Regions from separate parts of the Mus musculus genome. Here region 1 is linked to region 2. Evidence: chromatin contacts called from ENCODE Hi-C or POLR2A ChIA-PET data. All regions are on one chromosome and are shown on one strand. Each heading gives the region's core, a stretch centred on a gene start or an enhancer-like site at or near the end of the contact. The rest is flanking DNA. Distances are from core to core; before and after follow the strand shown. Region 1 holds the start of Xpo1 (exportin 1). Region 2 has its middle 44 kb from the start of Xpo1.

Region 1 (4,759 bases), core at 1,390-3,889, 45 kb after region 2:
CTCTTATAAAAGCAAGCATTTAATTGGGGATGGCTTATAGTTTCAAAAGTTTAGTCCAGTATCAGCATGACAAGAAGCATGGCAGAGTGCTTGCTGGCATACATGGTTCGGGAGGAGCTGAGAGATCTGCAAGCATCAGAAAGACTGTGTGCCACACTGGGCATAGCTTGAGCTTAGGAGACCTCAAAGCCTGCTTCCACAGTGACACAGTTCCTCCAACAAGGGCATACCCATTTCAACAAGGCCATTCCTTCTAATTGTTCCTATGGGACAAGCATTCTATGAATATGTTGGAGCCATACCTATTCAAACCACCACAGCAAGCCATAGCTAAAGGCATGAACCACCACACTTGGAAAAATACGATTTGTTTGTTTGTTTTTAAGACAGGGTCTGTTTGGCTTGGAACTCTCTATGTAGACCAGGCTGGCCTTTGACTCACAGAGATCTGCCTGCCTCTGCCTCCCCAGTCTTTCTACTAAGGGTGTGTCCCACTGTGCCAAGCCACAAAGGCTATTTTTCAGAAAGGCATCCATATACCTGTAATTCCAGTCAGCACTAGAGACAAACAGAGGAAAATTTGAATTTAAGGTCAGCCTGCAATTTATTTAGTCACAGGATACAGTGGCACTAGGGAGGCGGAGGCAGGATGGTCTCTGCCAGTTCTAAGCCAACAAGGGCTATACACCAAGTCACTGTCTCAAAAAAAGAAAAAGGAACCGATGGATTAACTCAACAAGGTGCTCTCATTTCCTCACTGGAGCTGTGCCAAGCAGCCCCTGACCCAAACAAACAAACAAAATAAATTCCTCACGAGATTATAAAGAATTAAATAGAACATTGCACATAAGGTCTTCCATACCCATTGAATTCAGGTATTCGACTTAGTTTATTTACATTTCCATATCTCTATCCTTGGGGGTAGGATTGTTTTTAACTGTTGAAGGTAATGAAAATGTATAAGCAGTGTCAGATCTGTGTTCCGAATATTTGTTTTTGTGTATAGGGATAGCATCTTCTGCCTCCAGCTGACACTGAATTTATTCTGTAGCTGAGGATGGCCTTGCATTCCTATTCTTCCTGTCACTTCTTCCCAAGTGCTGGGAGTTCAGGCCTGTGCAATATGCCAGGTCAACTGTGTTGACTTAATAAATGTTGTGGCACAACAGACCAGTCGATTTTGGTGGACTGCTGGCTGTTTTTCCCCCAGATAGGGTTCTCTTTGTAGTTCTGGCTGTCCTGGAGCTTGCTCTGTAGTCCAGGCTTGTTTGAATTCAAGAGATCTGCCTGCCTCTGCCTCTGTCACCACCACCCAACTGCTGGTTGTTTTAAGCAACCCTAATCAGCAAAACTGACCTGGCACTTGGGAGCCATGGGTTAACCTAGGGGCGTGGCATAATAAGGGCACGCACCAAGTTAAAAGAAGTTGGCACAAAATCTGTCTATACGCATTGTTAAGTTAGCAACAGGATTTTCAATGTGTTAGGACTAATTTTTAGAAATAACTTCTTGTTGAAGCAGTCTGGGGAGAGTTAATTTTTTGTTGTTGTTTTTTTTCGAGACAGGGTTTCTCTGTGTAGCCCTGGCTGTCCTCGAGCTCACTCTGTAGACCAGGCTGGCCTCGAACTCAGAAATCCCTGTCTCTGCCTTCCAAGTGCTGGGATTAAGGGCATGCGCCACCTCTGCCCGGTAGAGAGTTAAATTTTTAAGGAGGCTCGTCCAATAACTAACTAGACAACCGTTTCCAGGCGCCCAAACTGCACGCCCGTTTATGCCAACCTCGGCCCGTGCTATTCACGTTCCCATGCGGTGCCCAAACCCAGGCCTCTACAACGGATCCAAGGCCCAGGGCCTACCATCCGGCACCTATGTGTTCTTTTCGGTCCTTCGCGGCCGTCTATTTCCATGTAGAAACAGGGTGTGCCCTCCCTTTTCCGAGCACAGACCCCATCCTAAGGGCGGATGCTGGGGCCCCAGGACGAGGCCCCTGAGGTTGGCGGGAGCTCGAGGGGGCGGGCCGCCAGGGAACGGGGAGGGGGGGAAAGCAGAAAGACGAGCAACGCGCGCGGCGCTCAAACCCGCGCTGCCTTCTGCTCACGGGCGAACCCCACCCTCTCCGTCACCAAAGGCGCCCAGCCAATGGGCGAGCCGGAAAGGCCGGGCTTACAAGCGAGGGACCGAGAGGGGGAGCCACTCGAGGGGAAAGGGATGTAGAAGGCGGGCTGCACTTGACTGACAGCTCACTCAAGCCAATCCTCTGTGAGGCTTCTCCGCTCTCCTCTTTGCTGGGCTCTGTTCGACGTCCCACCTTCTCTTCCTCCACCCCCCCCTCACTCCTTTGCGTCCCGCCCCGCCTCCCCTCCCCCACTCTGCGGGCAAATCACTGCTGGAAAGAGGCGGGGGCCTAAGCGGCAGGCTCGTGTGGAGCCTTGAGGTGGGATTGACGGGCGCTCCGACCAATAAGAGGTAGGCTGATGGCGCGGCTGTGGCCGGGGCCGACCAATGGGCGCGCGGCCTGGGGGCGGAGGCCCAGGTTCCAAACGCTCCGCGGCGCCATGGGCTGAAAACTCAACCGAGATGGAATCTCCCAGTCTGAACCGGTTTCAACCGGTTCCGAGTTTGAGGCACTAGGAGGAGGGGGAGAAGCGGCTGCAGCGGCCGCGGCAGGAGCAGCGGGAGCTTCAGCATCAGCAAGAGCAACAGTAGCTACAGCCCCGGCGGCCGTGCCTGTTCCAGCCTTTGCTGCAGCAGTCGTGCAACCATCCCGAGGGGGAGGGGGGAGGCACCAGTCGCTGAGGAGCACGCGAAGGGGGGAAAGTTTAGGCTAGCTCGGGTGGGGGGGCCCGGCGCCGGAGCGGCGTGAGCGAGGGAGCCCTGTGTGGTAGGGGGAGCCGGACTGCAACTGGCGGCAGAGCGGCCCCGGCCGTACGGACTCGCGCTGCTGCTCCCGCCGCCGCCTGTGGCTGGAGGGTCCTGGGCTCTGTCTCACGGACTGGCCCGCTCCCCTCCCCCTTCCTTCCCTCCCCAGCCGGGCGGGAGCATTTATTTCTCGGATTAATTCCCCTTTTTGGTGGGGCGCGTGTGTGTGCGTGCGCGCGTGTGTGTGCGTGAGTGTGTGTTGGGTGGAGTTGTCCCTAGAATAGTAAATACTGAGCTTTTTTTTTTTTTTTTGCCCTTCTCTGCTTTTTAATTTCTTTTTTGTTTAAGGTGGGAAAACTGTGAAACCCACCTTGATTTCCTCCCCTCTCCCTCCTCCCCACCTTCCCTCGCCCCAAGCCCGGACAAGGAAGGAAGAAGCAGTTGGTTGAATTTCTGGGTAAGTCGGTCGTGTGCTCGGGGCCGAGGGTCGGGCGGCGGCGGCGCGGCGGGCATGAGGCGAGGCGGGCGGCGGGCGCGGGGCCCTCGGCGGAGCCTGAGATTGAATGGAAGCGCTTCTGTCGCTCGGTGATGGAGGTGGGGAGGCGGCCGCGGGAGGGGAGCGCTTGCTGGGTCATCTTCGTGTGCGGGTGGCGGTGGAGGAAGGCGAGGAGCGTGGTAGTGAGGCTGAGCCCCTGCGCGTGGGTGGAAGGGCTTCCCCAGTCCAAAGGGCTGGGGAGAGTCGGGGGTGATTTCGGGAACGTCTCTGTAAATTATTAGGAGTGGAAGTTTCCAGAAATATTTAGTGCAGCAGCATTGAAACGTCCGCCTGCATCACGTGGCCCCCTCGGTGGAGAGCTTGGGATGGGGGAGGGAGGGGCTACCGAGTCCCTTCTTATGTGAAGAAACTCGAAAGCCTTGTGGGTGATTTTTGTTGTTGTTGGTTTTGTGAGTGTGTGTATAACAAGAAGTAGGAAAGAGGAGTTAATTTCTTTTTTTCGGGGGCCTGCAGTTGGGGTTCCGTGTTGTAGGTTGTTTTCGCCCGGGGCATATATGTCTTGGTGAAACCGTGTACTGCTGGCCGTGGACAGTGAATGATGCCCTCCCTGCTCCTCCTTCTGGTTTCTTGAGTTTGCGGTGTAGGAGAGGAAGTGGTGGTAGAGGATGCACTGAATACTCGCCGAGGCGGGACCTCGGATCACTCAGAGGACATGCTGCATAGAGAATAGGGCGGTGAACTTAGGCGCCGGGTCTAAATGCCTCCTCCGAGTATGGGCGGGGTGAGTGCGTGCTCCTGTGAGCTATAGTTAGAAGTGCTGAGAGTCGTTCGGGTGGGAAGCCAGGGGAGGGCGGTCCCTTCCTAGTGAGGCGTGTGTTTCTTACTGAATGAAGCAGGCGATTGCCCACACACGGAGTAGCAGTCTTTTGTAGCATCTTGTTTTTTGACTCATTGTGAACTTACCTTTTTAGATGGCTACTGGTGGGTAGTGTTTTGCTGCTTGCAGTGCCATTGAAGGTATATGGACAATCACTTGTAGAGTCACAGCATTGTTTGATGGGTTCCTACAGTTCACAATCCAGTGAGTGGAATTTGGGATTGGGGGACACCAACGAGACAGGTGAACCAATCAGAAAGTGAACAATCCCTCCATAGCTGCACTACTTACTGCATGATTCTGTATCTTGAATGTGGGTGTCACGGCTGACGGTGGAATGACTATTTGGAAGCTGTTTGGTTGGGGCTGCTAAATGTGCTTGGCATTGACCACAGAGCCGCCATTTCTGGATTACCTATAGTTGAAGTTGGAAGATAACCGCTAGTTCCGAGAAAGGCCAACAACTGTATTTAAGTATTCTTAGATTGCACCCCTTCCCCCACATGAGTCTAGTATCTGAATTCTTA
Region 2 (5,102 bases), core at 610-3,109:
TTCTTTTATTTTTTTAGATGATTTATTTATTTATCTATGTGCGTATGAGTTTGTGTAAGTGTATGTGCACATGTGTATACAGGTACAGACACCTGAAGGCATCAGGTATCTTGTCTATCATTCTCAGCTTATTCCTTTTTTAATTATTATGGAATATTTTTTCTTTATGTGTATCTGTTTACTGTGTCTGTGCCTGATTACTGCAAAAGCCAGAGGGAGGCATCAGAATCCCGAGACCTAGAGTTACAGATGTTTGTGAACCACCTTGTAGGTGTTGCGATTCAAACCTAAGTCCTTTGGGAAAACGGCCCAGTGCTCTTAACCACACGGCCATCTCTCCTGCCTCTTGGCAGAGTTTCTGCCTGAACCTATAGCTCGTATTCTCTGGGCTAGGCTGGAAGCCAGCCACCCTCAGAGATCTTCCAGTACCAGCTCCACTCACACCTGGGTACGTACTGAACACACAGCTTTTTATGTGGCTGTTGGAATCAGAACTCCAGTCCTCCTGGTTGTGAAACAAGCACTCCTAACTGCTGAGTCAACACTCTACCCTCAATTCCCAACTTAATTCTTTTTTTTTTTTTTTCTTTAACCTTCATTTCGAAGTTTATGTTGTAGCACTTTGTTTCAATATAATGTAACTTACTGATCAGGACTGTTTATAAATGTAACACTTGGCCTATGTGTAAGTGTGTATGTATACACATATGTGTGTATGTATACACACATATGTGTGCTCATGGAGGCCAGAAACCATGAGTCGCCTGATGTGAACACAGGGAACAAAATTCTAGTCCTCTGAGACAGGATCTCACCAAGTAACTCTGGCTGGCCTGCAACTTGCTATGTAGACCAGACTGACCTTAGACATGTCATAGAGATCCACCTGTGTCAGACTCCCATATACTGGGTTAAAGGTATCTGTCACCACCCAGTCTATCCCCCCCCCTTTAAATTAAAAAAAAAACAAAACAAACAAACAAACAAAACAAACAAACAATCAGTATGTTAAGTGAAAAACCATGTTGTCTTACTACATGCTCAGAAAACTGTCTACTTCTACATGAAGAGACTTTTCTGTATGGATTTGATTCGCTTCCCAGTGAAAGCTCCCTCCCGAGACACTTCTTTGGGATCAGTCCTGATGCTCTCCTTATATAAGTAATAATACAATTTTACCTCTTAATTGTGTGTATTGACTTTGAGTCTACTGTGGTGTGGGGGAGGGACTGTGAGCTGTTGGGCTACAATTATGCACTGATCAAAATCCTTAGAATGGAGCAGAGTGGGCAGTGTCACATGACACCAGTGTTCCTTGCCTTCAGGAAGCTGCCACGGGGTGTGGTGGGGGGTGGGGTGGGGGTAGGGGGTGAGGGGATGAGGGCTGGAGGCAGTGTCCAAATTTCATATGTACATCTGATATGCTGGGTTTGATTTTAAATTTTTAAGTAACCAATTACTATGACTAGTTGCTTTATTCTACAGAGTGTGCCAACGACTCAGACAGAAGTGTGTTGTAGTTGGCTTGGTGGTACACACCTGTAAACCCAGTACTTCTGCAGGTGAAGGCAGAAGGCTCTCCAGTTCCAGGCCAGTCTCAGCTACAGGGTAAGACTCTGTCTCAAAACAAACAAGCCCCAATAAGTAGATCCCTTCGCTCCGCTTGAATGCCAGTGTTTATTCTTAGACGGAACAGTCCTTGGGAACTACAGAAATGCTCTTTTTGGAGAAAAGGAAGTTTAAAAACGGGTGCAACACTGTGAGTTGTGAACTAACGGGCTGAGCAGGGAAAACCCAGGCCCCGAGCAGAGGGGGAAGGCTGAGGTGGCCAGGCAGCGGAGGCAGGGGCGGGAGTGGACAAAGAAAGGAAACCCAGAACAATAGCGCCCCTCCACCTCTGCTCCCGGGAGGCGTGGCTGCCTCAAGGGTGGGATTGGCTCAAAACTGCATGGGGGATTAGAAGTTACCTCGCAGAGGCTTTTAAATATTTTCTGTGAATTCTAAATGTGGCTGAGGGAAGAGAAGCGTCTCCAGGACCAGGCGCTTCTTCAGGCCCCACTTTCTAACTTCACTGCCGCGAGATGGGGTCGCTGACGACAACACCATCTCAATTAGTCTCTTTCTTTGTTTTTATTTAGTTTTTTTTTTTTCTCTTTTCTTTTCTTTTCTTTTCTTTTCTTTTCTTTTACTTAGAATCTCACATAGCCCGGGCTGGGCTGAAACCTGCTGTACCCGAGGACGACCCTGAGTTTCCTGATTTCTTGACTTCTTCCCAAGCACTGAGATTCCAGACAGTGTGCCACCACACTCCCGTGTTTGCTTGACCATTTCTTTCTTTCTTTCTTTTTTTTTTTTTTAAAGATTTATTTTGTTAATATATGTAAGTACACTGTAGCTGTCCTCAGACACTCCAGAAGAGGGAGTCAGATCCTGTTGCGGATGGTTGTGAGCCACCATGTGGTTGCTGGGATTTGAACTCTGGACCTTCGGAAGAGCAGTCGGGTGCTCTTACCCACTGAGCCATCTCACCAGCCCTCTTTTTTTTTTTTTTAAGATTTATTTATTATTATATCTAAGTACACTGTAGCTGTCTTCAGATACACCAGAAGAGGGCGGCGGATTTCATTACAGATGGTTGTGAGCCACCATGTGGTTGCTGGGATTTGAACTCAGGACCTTCAGAAGAGCAGTCAGTGCTCTTAACCACTGAGCCATCTCACCAGCCCAGCTTGACAATTTCTATAGGGATCAAATTTAACAGTGATGTCATAAAATCTTTTCATAGAGAAAGCTGCTCTTAGACCTGCACTCTGGGGCTGGAGAGATGGCTCAGTGGTTAAGAGCACAGACTGCTCTTCCAGATGTCTTGAATTCAATTCCCAGCATCCACATACATGGTGGCTCACAACCATCTGTATTGGGATCTGAAGCCCTCTTCTGGTGTGTCTGAAGATAGCTACAGGATACTCATACATATAAAATAGATAAATAAATAAATTAAAAACAAAAACAAAAAACCTGCACTCTGCACTCCCAGTACTTGGCAGGCAGAAGGCTGAAGGTTTCTGCAGCATTCAGGCTGGCCAGAGCTGCAGAGCAAGATCCTGTCTAGTCTCAAACCTTCTTTCTATACAGTTAAGGATGACCTTGAACTTCTCATCTACCTGTTTCCCCCAAGTGCCAGGGCTGGTCACCAGCTAAAAATTTGCTGTTGCTCGGTTCAGTATACATGCCTGGCATTTGGGAGGCTTAAGCAGTAAGTCCCCGGCCAGCCTGATCTACAAAGCCGGGGAAGGCTCCATAATGAGATTCCATCCCAAAACCAAAGCAATTACAATACAGGACTGGAGAGACAACTCCATTAAAGTGCTATTCATGAACACAGGAGGATTAGTTTGGATCTCAGAACACATACAAACACCAGTAATTCCAGCACTGAAGGCAGAAATAGGGAACACCCCCCACAAAGCTGGTTAGTGAGCTCTGGGTTCACTTGAGAGACCCTGACTCAATGAATGAGGTGGACAGCTACTGAAGACACCCCTGACACCTACCCTGGGCCTCCACAGGCTTACACATCCATGTGCACACACTGAGGGAGATACAAATGCACATGAGTGTTTGCACCACACACGTACACAGGAAAACAAAAGAGTACTCTGTGTTGTTTGGATTGTTGTTTATCTCCATCTGAAAAGCGCTAGTGTGTTTTACCTTGCCTAAGTCAGAGTCGGGATTTCTCTAACGTGGGCACCTCATCTGGGGCTGCTGTTCTGCCAATGACCATATATGATCTCTCACCTGATTTTATCATGACGTTCTCATTGCAAAGGGGAGGTGTGAACCGACAGTTCTGGTCCCAAGCACTCAGAAGCTATTATTTAATCTCCTTTAGTTAATGCATGACTGTCGATACGTCATATGCTCAGGAGAAAGTAGCAAATTGGATCAACTGTATAGATCACTCTGGAAATAAAGAAATTAATTAAAATAAATTGGGTCACACTTAGTTATATTTCGGGCTGAATTCTTTGTTTATTCTAGTTTGTTTTCCTGGAGCCATTAGAGCAGGATCCTCCTGATGGATGGAGGGAATTCATTTGCACTGAGCTCCATTTGACCTAGGGGAGCCCTTTCCGAGTCTTTACCCATCCCACCATCGTTTTGCTCTATGTACACTATCAAAGCAAACTAGCCTTTTCACCTCAGGCCCTACCAGTGTTCACACAACAGTGTCTATGGTCATTGAGTAACCAGCACTTCTCAAAGTTTCAAGTGCCCATGAGTCTCCTGGGGATCACTTACCATACAGAATGCATGCTAGAGACATGCTCAGCAGTAAAGAGCACACACTACTCCTGCAGAGGACCTGAGTTAGGATCCCATCACCCACATCAATTGGGTCACATCTCCAGTTCCATGGGAATCCTATGGCCTCTGAAGGCATCTGCACTCATACACACATACCTACACACAGATACACACACACATCTTAAACATAATAATAAATAGGTAAATCATAGTAGAATACAGAATTTCTCCCTCCATCCTCTCTCTGTCTTTCCTTCTTTGTCTCTTCCTGAGATGTGATCTCTTGATGCAGTACTAGCTGACATGAAATTGCAATACTGCTCTTGCTTCCCAAGTATAGGGACTATAGACACATGTCACCAAAGCCTGGATAAGCATCTTAAATTTCTGTCTTTTGGGGGAGGAGAGTGTGATGGTGGGGCAAGACAGTTTCCCTATGTCACCCAGGCTGGCTTCAAACCAGACTGGCTTCAAACTCAAGAGATCCACTTGCTTCTGCATCCTGAATGCTGGGATTAAAGGCCTGAGCCACCAAGCCTGGCTAAAAATGTTCATTTTAACAAGTGCTCAATTGCTGCTTCTTTGTGCTCTATATCTAAATTAACAAGGGGATAAGCTGTTACATCTGTCACTAGGGTTTCTAACACCCTTTGGAAATGGATGTTATTTGTAATGAAAAACAACTAATTCTTTAATTAATAAACAAATACCCCTTTCATATTTCATTTGTGAACTACAACTGGAATGAAGGTCATACAACAAATGTGCAGGACACGAATATACAGGTTTGC

The links. Hi-C counts contacts between places; a loop is a spot of excess contacts on that map. ChIA-PET counts read pairs that join two places held with the same protein, here RNA polymerase II (POLR2A).
Region 1: a map of heart shows a loop between it and region 2 (9-fold over the local background). The contact joins the promoter of Xpo1 here to the enhancer-like site in region 2. A Hi-C loop is called at or near these places in 8 of 37 maps with a recorded cell type or tissue (adrenal gland, gastrocnemius, heart and 1 more). POLR2A ChIA-PET finds 5 or more read pairs at or near these places in 3 of 5 experiments (Patski and embryonic stem cell).

Annotation. Positions count from the first base shown.
Region 1 is chr11:23,253,402-23,258,160 of GRCm38, forward strand. It overlaps Xpo1 (exportin 1), which reads left to right and starts at 2,640. Exons shown (of 26, transcript NM_001035226.1): 1 at 2,640-2,759; 2 at 3,243-3,316.
Region 2 is chr11:23,209,497-23,214,598 of GRCm38, forward strand. No RefSeq gene overlaps it. Among named protein-coding and RNA genes, the nearest start is that of Xpo1, 44 kb to the right of the region's middle. Within about 2 kb of position 1,860, at least 2 of the 3 ENCODE cell types and tissues checked have a DNase peak (open chromatin) inside an H3K27ac peak, as active enhancers do; they include gastrocnemius and heart, where a contact is called at or near this core.